Regions from separate parts of the Homo sapiens genome. Here region 1 is linked to region 2. The links are chromatin contacts, found by Hi-C or POLR2A ChIA-PET in ENCODE. All regions are on one chromosome and are shown on one strand. Each heading gives the region's core, a stretch centred on a gene start or an enhancer-like site at or near the end of the contact. The rest is flanking DNA. Distances are from core to core; before and after follow the strand shown.

What was found. A loop is a pair of places that touch in the nucleus more often than their neighbours do. ChIA-PET counts read pairs that join two places held with the same protein, here RNA polymerase II (POLR2A). Pooled maps may share reads with other maps.
Region 1: a map of naive thymus-derived CD4-positive, alpha-beta T cell shows a loop between it and region 2 (13-fold over the local background). The contact joins the enhancer-like site here to the promoter of PDE2A-AS2 in region 2. A Hi-C loop is called at or near these places in 1 of 168 maps with a recorded cell type or tissue (naive thymus-derived CD4-positive, alpha-beta T cell) and 7 of 50 pooled maps. POLR2A ChIA-PET finds 5 or more read pairs at or near these places in 4 of 52 experiments (Panc1, T-cell, WTC11 and 1 more).

Annotation. Positions count from the first base shown.
Region 1 is chr11:72,723,926-72,729,944 of GRCh38, reverse strand. ARAP1 (ArfGAP with RhoGAP domain, ankyrin repeat and PH domain 1) reads left to right here. Exons shown (of 35, transcript NM_001040118.3): 3 at 2,773-3,325. The coding sequence starts at 2,817. Among named protein-coding and RNA genes, the nearest start is that of ARAP1, 25 kb to the left of the region's middle. RefSeq lists an enhancer at 127-196. Within about 2 kb of position 4,569, at least 10 of the 41 ENCODE cell types and tissues checked have a DNase peak (open chromatin) inside an H3K27ac peak, as active enhancers do.
Region 2 is chr11:72,582,419-72,585,864 of GRCh38, reverse strand. It overlaps PDE2A-AS2 (PDE2A antisense RNA 2), which reads right to left and starts at 1,259. Exons shown (of 2, transcript XR_001748291.2): 1 at 809-1,259. It overlaps PDE2A (phosphodiesterase 2A), which reads left to right. Exons shown (of 31, transcript NM_002599.5): 15 at 272-311; 16 at 431-494; 17 at 921-993; 18 at 1,137-1,314; 19 at 1,552-1,664; 20 at 2,350-2,427; 21 at 3,299-3,421. RefSeq lists silencers at 1-88, 1,319-1,428 and enhancers at 531-1,052, 1,053-1,576.

The sequences.
Region 1 (6,019 bases), core at 3,320-5,819, 140 kb before region 2:
TGATTTTTTTTTTTTTTTTTTAGAGACAGTCTCACTCTGTTGCCCAGGGTGGAGTGCAGTGGTGTGCAGTGGTGTGATCATAGCTCACTGCAGCCTTGAACTCCTAGGCTCAAGCAATTCTCCCACCTCATCCTCACAAGTAGCTGAGACTACAAGTGTGCAGCTGCCTAATTTTTAGGTTTTTTTTTTAGTAGAGACAGAGTCTTGCTGTGTTGCCCAGGCTGGTCTTAAACTCCTGGCCTCAAGCAGTCCTCTTGCTTTAGCCTCCCAAAGTGTTGGGATTACAGGCGTGAGCCACCATACCCAGCCCTAGGATGATTTCGTAAATCCTTTCATTTTTTATTTTTTATTTTTTTTTCTGAAGTGGAGTCTCTCTCTGTTGCCCAGGCTGGAGTGCAGTGATCTCGGCTCACTGTAATCTCCACCTCCTGGGTTCAAGCAATTCTGCCTTAGCCTCCTGAGTAGCTGAGATTACAGGTGCTTGCCACCATGCCCGGCTAATTTTTTGTATTTTTAGTAGAGACAAGGGTTTGCCGTGTTGGCCAAGCTGGTCTCAAACTCCTGACCTCAGGGGATCTGCCTGCCTCAGCATCCCTAAGTGCTGGGATTATAGGTGTGAGCCACCTTGCCCAGCCATGGTTTTTTAAAATACTGAAGTCTTTGATACAGCTGTAATGTTTCTTGTTGTAAAGTGTGAGATAGGGATCCACATTAGTTTTTTTTGAGAGCACTCCACAGCTGTCCCAACAACTTAAGAATCCCTTGTTTCCCCACAAGTTTGAGAGGCTACTTTTAGTGTATCCTAAATTTGTATATGTATTTGGGTCTACTTTTGAACTTTCTGTTCTGTTTAATTGATCTGTCTGTTCATGCACTGTTACCATATACTGTTTTAATCATTGTGGCTTTATAATATGTTTTAACATGTGGTGAGGTTGACTCCTACTCTTTACCCTCCCCGCCCTCCACCCCTGCTTCCAGAATTTTCCTCACTCTTCCTGCTTATTTTTCCACATGAAATTTCAAATCAGCTTCAAAAAAAATTCTGTACATATTTAATTGGATTGTGTACATTTATAAAGTAACTTAGACATCATTAATCTCTTTATGTTGTCTTCTATCCAGAACTTACTGTGCTCTGCCATTTGTCCAGGTCTTCTTTTTGTCCCTCAGTAACACTCCCAATTTTTCTTCCTATCGCTGTTGTTTATCTCTTAGGAAGTTTATTGGTGTTTTCTATTTTGTGATGCTTTTGTAAATGGGGTCTTTCATCCTGGTTTCTACCTGTTTGTTGCTTATAAATGTTGATTTCTGTTATATTAATTTTCGTTTGTTTCTTTTGTTTTTGTTTTTGTTTTTGTTTTGAGACGGAGCCTCACTCTGTTGCCCAGGCTGGGGTGCAGTGGCATGATCTCGGCTCATGGCAACCTCTGCCTCCTGGGTTCAAGCAATTCTCCTGCCTCAGCCTCCTGAGTAGCTGGGACTACAGGCGCATGCCACCATGCCTGGCTAATTTTTTGTATTCTAGTAAAGATGGGGTTTCACTGTATTGCCCAGGCTGGTCTGAAACTCTTGAGCTCAGGCAATCCACCCGCCTCGGCCTCCTAAAGTGCTAGGATTATAGTTGTGCCCGGCCAGTCTGTTATATTAATTTTGAACCCAACTGTCTTACTAAAGTCTTTACTGGTTGTTATAGTTTCTCAGTTGACCTTCTTGGGCTTTCAAACTCAACACTCATATTATTGGCAACAAATGGATAGTTTATCTCTTCCTTTCTGATTTTAAGACCTCTTGTTTATTTTTGTTGTCCAGAGCTTTCAGAGCAATGTGAGGAATAATAATAACAACAGTAAAATGGATATTCTTTTCTCATTTAAGAAAGTATCAATTTATTTCTGTTTTAGTAAGATTTTTGTTTGTGTAAGTAAGCTGGATATTGGGTTTTATCATATGCCTCTTTAGTGTCTGTGGAGATAATCAGATGACTTTTCCCTTTGATCTGCTAATCACCTCTTTTGGTCACCTCTTCATATCACCTCTTGACTCCCACCAGGCCAGGAGCTCTTGATTACAGGGTGCAGGGGTAGAGCCTGAGTCCCCATTGCCTAGTGCCAGGCTATTTTGAAAGAACAAATGGATGAATGGCCTTAGTGATGGGAGGGTTTACCCAATTCCAGGGCCAGGCCCCCAGAGGCCATGTGATGCTGGGTTTACTCACGTCCCACAGCATTTCACTTCCTCCAGGGGCATGGAGGTAGGGGGAGGCTAGTCTCGGCTCCCAGACTGGGCTTGCAGGAGGGACCAGCAGTGGTATCCTTCAATGCTCGCTAAGCCCTTGGCCTGGCCCTCACTGGGAACTGGTGCCTCAGAGGGAATTAGCCCTGCCGTGGGTCTTGCAGAGGGCAGTGGGGAGGAGGTATAAGACACAGCACCAATCATGCCACTGGCCATTCTCACGGCAGTGGCCAAGGCTGTGTGTTGGGGTGTGGGGTGGTACCAACCCCAGAGATCATGGAGGGTTTCCTAGAGAAGAAAACATGAGCTGGATGCTGGGATAGCACAAGGGAAGGGGTGAGGGGGTTCAGGCGGAGAGAAGAGCCTGTGTGTTCAGAGACCTGGCAGTACCTGGCCTTGCTTAGCACATGGAGCACAGGGGAGGAAGCTCCAGGACAGAACTTGAACCTATGGCTTGAGAGAGCCATGCAGGCTGCTGGTGAGGGGACCAATCCTCGGCAGCCCTGCCTCTGACCTGTGCCTGTCTGTCTATTCTAGCTCTGGACAAAGCCCTGCCAGTCAGGCCTCCGCTGGCAGGAACCATGGCAGAGGCTGGGGATGCTGCGCTATCGGTGGCCGAGTGGCTGCGGGCATTGCACCTGGAGCAGTACACGGGGCTCTTTGAGCAGCATGGCCTGGTGTGGGCCACTGAGTGCCAAGGCCTCAGCGACACCCGCCTGATGGACATGGGCATGCTACTCCCTGGTCACCGCCGCCGCATCCTGGCTGGCCTGCTCCGTGCCCATACCTCACCGGCCCCTGCACCCCGCCCCACCCCACGGCCTGTGCCCATGAAGCGCCACATCTTCCGCTCACCACCTGTGCCTGCCACTCCACCCGAGCCGCTGCCCACCACTACAGAGGATGAGGGGCTCCCCGCTGCCCCACCCATCCCGCCCCGGAGGAGCTGCCTTCCGCCCACCTGCTTCACCACCCCATCCACAGCTGCCCCAGACCCTGTGCTGCCCCCGCTGCCTGCTAAGCGGCATTTGGCAGAGCTGAGCGTTCCACCCGTGCCGCCCCGCACCGGACCCCCCCGCCTGCTGGTGAGGTGAGTGGATGCCACCCAGGGTGGGAGGCGCACAGGCAGAGGATCCCAGAGGGTAGATGGGGAGTTTGTGGCCTTTGGTGCTGGGGTAAGAAAGGCACTTCGGAAGTGCAGGGGGAACAGCGTGTGCAAAGCTCGGAGGACAGGATTGCTGTCTGGTGACTCAGGAGGAGGGGAGAGCTGTGCAGGTACTCAGCGCAGTGCCTGGGCTGCTGGGCGTGTGCCAGTGAGGCCTCCAGGTTTCTGTCTTGGGTGGCTGGGTGGACAGTCGTGCCATCACTGATCCAGAGACCCAAGGACAGAAGTGACTTTGGGAGGAAGTCGAGTTCAGCTTGGGACCTGGCAACTGTGAGATACTGCAGGGTATCGGGGTCCATGCCGGCATCAAGAGGCAACATGTGTAGGAAACGGAAAGCTGCGGGGTAGGGTTGGGGGTGAGGGGACTGCCCAGGTCCTGGTGGTGTGCTCTTTCACACCCTGTCCCCTTCTCCCACTGCCAAATGTCAGCAAATCCTGGGACACTTCTCAGGCCTCATCTGGCATGCCCTCCCTCCTCAGAACTGTTTCCCCTCTGGGGCTTCTGGTACCCTGTGTTTTCTTGAGTTTCCTCTGGCTCCTGTGGATATTCCATGTTAATCTCCTTCACAGACGCCCTCCCTTCCTGCCATCTGCTGGGATGCCCGGCTGTCAGGGAGCATCCCCAGACAGGGTAGATATGTGTTTGGGGTGAGGGAGATTTGGTGGAGCACTTGGGCGAAGTGAGGCTAATCTTGGAAGGCTTCTTGGAGGAGGAAGGGGTGTGCGGAGAGAGGTCTCCTGGTCCCTGTTTGTTTATTGCTGGGCACTCTGCTGGGCTCTGTGTTTCTATGGTCTCCATGATCCCTGCAGCAGACCTTCTGGGAGATTTGTGTACTGGCTTTACGAGCAGGACATGAACAAATCAGAGGGAGAGCAGGGAGGGGGCCCTGGCTGGATCCATGCCAAGGACATACTCAGGGGGCCTTGTGGGGAGGGTCTGGGAGATTCTTTCCACCCAGGGAGGAGCATTAAGTCAGGGGGCCTTGAAGACCAAGCTAGTGCTGTGGTGTTTTGAGGGTTGATTGGTAGAAGCACAAAAAGGGTACATGCTCTTCCTGGGTTCACACAACTCGTAACAGGTATAGGGTCTCTCCAGGAACCTGGAGGGAAGCTCAGATTGAAGGTTCCTGGTGCCCTTGCGCCCTCTAGTGACCATTCTTCTGCATGCAGGAGCGTTTTCTATTTCAACCCCATCAGCTTGTGGGGGGGAGAGAGAGAGAGAAAAAGAGAGAGAGAGAGAGAGAGAGAGGTTAGAAGAGAGAAGAGGATAGAGAAGAGAAAGTCTGTCTGTCTGTCTCTGGGGTTGGAAGTGGGTGAACAAAGGGAAGAAGCAGGGCCCTGGCCAGGTCCCCTCTCAGGCCCTTCCTGTGACTCCCGGACGGGCAGTGGAGGCCTGGGTTCCTGCTTGGGAGGCAGGATGCCTGGGTCGGGCCCAGCTAGCTTTGTGACTCTGATGAGGACCTGCTTCTCTGGGCCTGTTTCCCCATCAGGTGCCCTCTGTGGTCCTCCATAGACTTCTGGGCCCTCCTGGCACTGACATCTGAGTTCAGGAGGCTTGCTGGGTAGGAGGAAGTCCTGTCCACACCCCAGGGCTCCAGGGTACCAATGCCTACTCTCAGAGCCTGTCTGAACATAGCCATTTAGGCAACATGAGGAGGAGGCCAGGCGCCATGGTCGGGAAAAGGTCTAGCCCCTTGTAGTTTGAGTACCCAAAATCTGTTCTGTGCTAAGAGAATTGGAAGAAAAGTATTTCCTGCAATTTGGGACTATTCCTTACGGCAGAGTATGGTAGTGGGTAAGCTACCAAGCCTGGCTTCCTGTGTCCTGGGGTCTTTGGCAGTTGGAGTCATGGGCATATGCAGTCTTCAGCTTTGTACACACTCAACTCAGAGAGTGTATGGTCTTCAAAGCCCTGTGGTAGGAAAAACTCACAGCAGATGGAGCCTCATGTGTGTATACCAGGCCAAGACTGAGTGCTGTAGTGATCAGGGTGGGGGCCAACATGGACCCTGACTGGCCACCTTGTCCGCTCTCAGTCCCTTCCTGTGATCCCCAGGCTCCATGGCATGTAGAGAGGAACACTGCTCCTGCCCACCCCCGCCTTGTGGGAGTCCCATCACAGTGTCTCATGACATGGCCTTCCTACCCCTGCTTGCAACCCCTCATGATGGGGAACTCACTCTCTCAACCTTAGGGCCTTTCACACAAGGTCATGTGGTGGCTGAGGCCGGTCATCTCCAGGCTCCCCAGTGGAGCTTGGGGGTGGATGCGTGTGCATGTGTGTACTCTCAGTGTCTCGAGTCAGTGTGAGGCATGTCTGGGCCAGTCTGTGTGTGCACCCATACAGATGGGTGTGGGTGGTAGTACAAGCTGTCAGGGTAGTAGAATGTCTGTGCATTTACACATTCAGACAGGTTCTGAGAGTGTGTGCTACTAAGATGTAGAAGCATGTAGGGATTTGTGCAGTTTCAGTGGTGACATGGAGTGGTGTGTATGTGAGTTTATCAGGACCTTTGTGCTCAATTACTGCTGTGGTGGAGACCCCAACAGTGTGTGAGTACATCCGCGAGTGTGCACGTGCTGTTTGAGCAGAACATGACATTTGTGTTATTTGTGCAC
Region 2 (3,446 bases), core at 10-2,509:
GTTCAATTTGGGCACTACAGCAACACCTAGGCAGCTAGAGCTGGCGTGAAGGCGGCTGAGACACTCAGGAGACTCCTCACCTGCACCGGGGCTATTCCCTCACTCCTTCACTTAGTAGCCAAATGATATAATTAGACACTGACAGTTTCTGGCTTGTCCAGTGAGCCCTAGGGAAGGAAGGAGAAGACCCGGGTGCTGTTGGAGGCAGGAGGTTGGATAGGGTGACCCCTACACCCCGACCCCCCTATGATCTCCATTTCCTTCATTCCAGGCTCTTCTCCAAGTGGCAAAGAACCTCTTCACCCACCTGGGTGAGTGCACTGTTCTCTCTGCCTGGCTGTGTGTGGGCATGGGGGCTGGCATTTGCAGAGGAGAGGCGGGAGGTCTTGGCAGCCTGGTCTCACCCTGCCTGGTCTTCTCCCTTCCCCAGATGACGTCTCTGTCCTGCTCCAGGAGATCATCACGGAGGCCAGAAACCTCAGCAACGCAGAGATGTGAGTGACTCTACCCAGGGGACAGGGCGAGAGAGGCTGTGGCCTTCAGTCCCCATCATCTCCTTTCCTGCCCCACCCACTTCCCTTTCTCTGCCTTCTGCGGGACTTCATCACCTTTTGAGGGATCCTTTATTTCATGCCTGTCTCCCTCGCTAGACTGTAGGCTCCAATACAGCAGGGACAGGGCTGGCTTTGGATCCTCAGCTCCTATCACAGTGCCTGGCACATAGTAGGTGCTTCCAAAAAAAAAAAAAAACAAAACACTTGAATGGACACGTTTCTGGAGCCAGCCAGCCCTGAGCAGAGTGTCTTACCTTGGAGCACTCCTCCCAGGCCTCGGAAATCCGGCCTTTGCCTCCTTATGGGACGTGAGGGCGATCAGAGGGGGTTGTCAGGCCCCAGAGGACCAAACCCCTCCCTCCACAGCTGCTCTGTGTTCCTGCTGGATCAGAATGAGCTGGTGGCCAAGGTGTTCGACGGGGGCGTGGTGGATGATGAGGTGAGAGGGTGTGGAGGGAGTATGTGGCCCTAGGGGTGTCCGGGAGTCCGCCGGCGGCGCTGGGGAGCGGCCCGAGGTTTAACAGTCCCCTCTGTGGCCGGGTCACTAACTTCTTCCTCTCGACTCCATCTCTGCTCCGGCAGAGCTATGAGATCCGCATCCCGGCCGATCAGGGCATCGCGGGACACGTGGCGACCACGGGCCAGATCCTGAACATCCCTGACGCATATGCCCATCCGCTTTTCTACCGCGGCGTGGACGACAGCACCGGCTTCCGCACGCGCAACATCCTCTGCTTCCCCATCAAGAACGAGAACCAGGGTGCGCGTGGCGGCCCGGGCGGAGGGGCGGGGCCTGCGCCGGGCGGGGCGGGTCCGAGCGAGCGGGGGTGGCAACACTTCCCCACCGCCTCCAGCGTCCCGGAGCATAAGGGAGTCGGGTTCCATGCCTGGGACGTACGTAACCTGCGGAAACTGCGAGGGCAGGTCCCGGCCGGATCCCTCCCTCCAACCGATCCCTCCCTCCACCGGTGGTTCCTTGCCCCTCTCCCTTCCCCAGAGGTCATCGGTGTGGCCGAGCTGGTGAACAAGATCAATGGGCCATGGTTCAGCAAGTTCGACGAGGACCTGGCGACGGCCTTCTCCATCTACTGCGGCATCAGCATCGCCCATGTGAGGGCGGGGTTGGGAGTGGGGTGTGGGGTGATAGGGGGCGGGGCCCACGAAGGACCCTCGGTTCTCCTCCTCCGACTGACTCTCCTTGTGGATTGATCCCTTGGTCTGGCACTCAGAGTCCCGCCGCTGGGGTGCAGCCTTCAGGACACGCTGGCCACCTCTGGGCTCAGTTTCCCATCTAAAAATTGGGCATACGATTTCCTGCCCTGTCCACTCAGCCTCCTGGGACCATGAGAAACTCCCGTTGTCAAAACCTCCTCTCTTCCCTGGAAGCAGTCTCAACCCAAGCCGAGTGCTTTTTTGGAAGTGCTGGGTCTCGGTGTCCAGGCCTACTGGCGCTCTGGCCTGGGAATCCAGCCCCAAGGTCCCTGACATGATCCCCTCCTTGCTTCTCCTTCCCTGCCATGGGCCTTGGGCTCCATCACTGAAGCCTGGATCAGGTGTGGGGGAGTGCAAAGGGCCAGACCAAATGCTGGGAGAACTTGATGAGGAGGAACCGGCGCGGGGTCTGGATGAAAGTGGGGGTGGGGTCTTTACTGTGGACTGGAGCTTGAAGGTTTTGACTGGGGCCAGAATGGGACAGGAAGTGGGGTGTCTTTTTGACCCCTTCATCCCAGTCCTGGGCATTGCTAAATTTTCACAGCCACCTTCCTTGAGCCCCATCTTTCCCTCTTTCCCCTAGTCTCTCCTATACAAAAAAGTGAATGAGGCTCAGTATCGCAGCCACCTGGCCAATGAGATGATGATGTACCACATGAAGGTGAGGCTTGCAGAGACCTCTGGTCCTCCTCCCAGATTCCCCGGGGACCCAGGGCCAGGCAGGGCTTCCTGATCAATCTCTACTGAGGATGAGAGGATAGGCCCAGAGCCACAGCAGGCCTCCTGCCCTCCTTAGGGGCAGCTCCCACCCCTGCTTAGAGACCTCTCCTCCAAGCTGCTTCTGAGCTCAGTCCCAAGGCTGGAAGTAGCCAGAGGAACCAGCCCAGGGAGTAATTGGTTCAGCCAGGTATTCCCCATGTTCAGGGAATAATTCCCATCTTGGGAATTACTGAGGGCTAGGAAGCTCACCCAGGACCCGTCCCCATGGCTTCCCTAGGTACAATGCCCATGCAGCCCTGGGCAGTCTTAATTGCTGATAATCTATCCCATTCCCTACCCTGGGTCACAAAAGCTGGCTTAGTTCCATGTATATGGTAGTCGCTGTTCATTTGGACATTTCCTCTCACCTGTGTCCAAACCAGAGAGGCCCAGACCTTGTGAGTTGGATCAAAACTGTAGTAGGAAGAGTTAAGGTTAGAGAGTAGAAAGGTCTCCACAAAAGGAGGACTGCTACAGTTACTGTGTATGAAATGCTGCCATGGTTAGGGGGTGTCATGAAGGGGTGTTGTCGATCTTTGCCAAGGTTATGCTGTTACAGATAAAGGGTGGTCACCTGCAGGGAGGCGCGCGGGGTGGGCTGCAGGGCTGTGAGGGGAGGGTGGTGATTTCCTGCCCAGTTACAGTCCACAGCGTGGTGGCCCAACTGTGGTACATTCTGGGTGACGGATCCCCCACCTGCCATGGGAATTTGAGGGTGAAGACACCAGATGGGGTGAAGGCTGTCTTCTAATGCTCTGGCTGGTCTCCTCTAGGTCTCCGATGATGAGTATACCAAACTTCTCCATGATGGGATCCAGCCTGTGGCTGCCATTGACTCCAATTTTGCAAGTTTCACCTATACCCCTCGTTCCCTGCCCGAGGATGACACGTCCATGGTGAGTTGCTCTCCTCCACTTGACT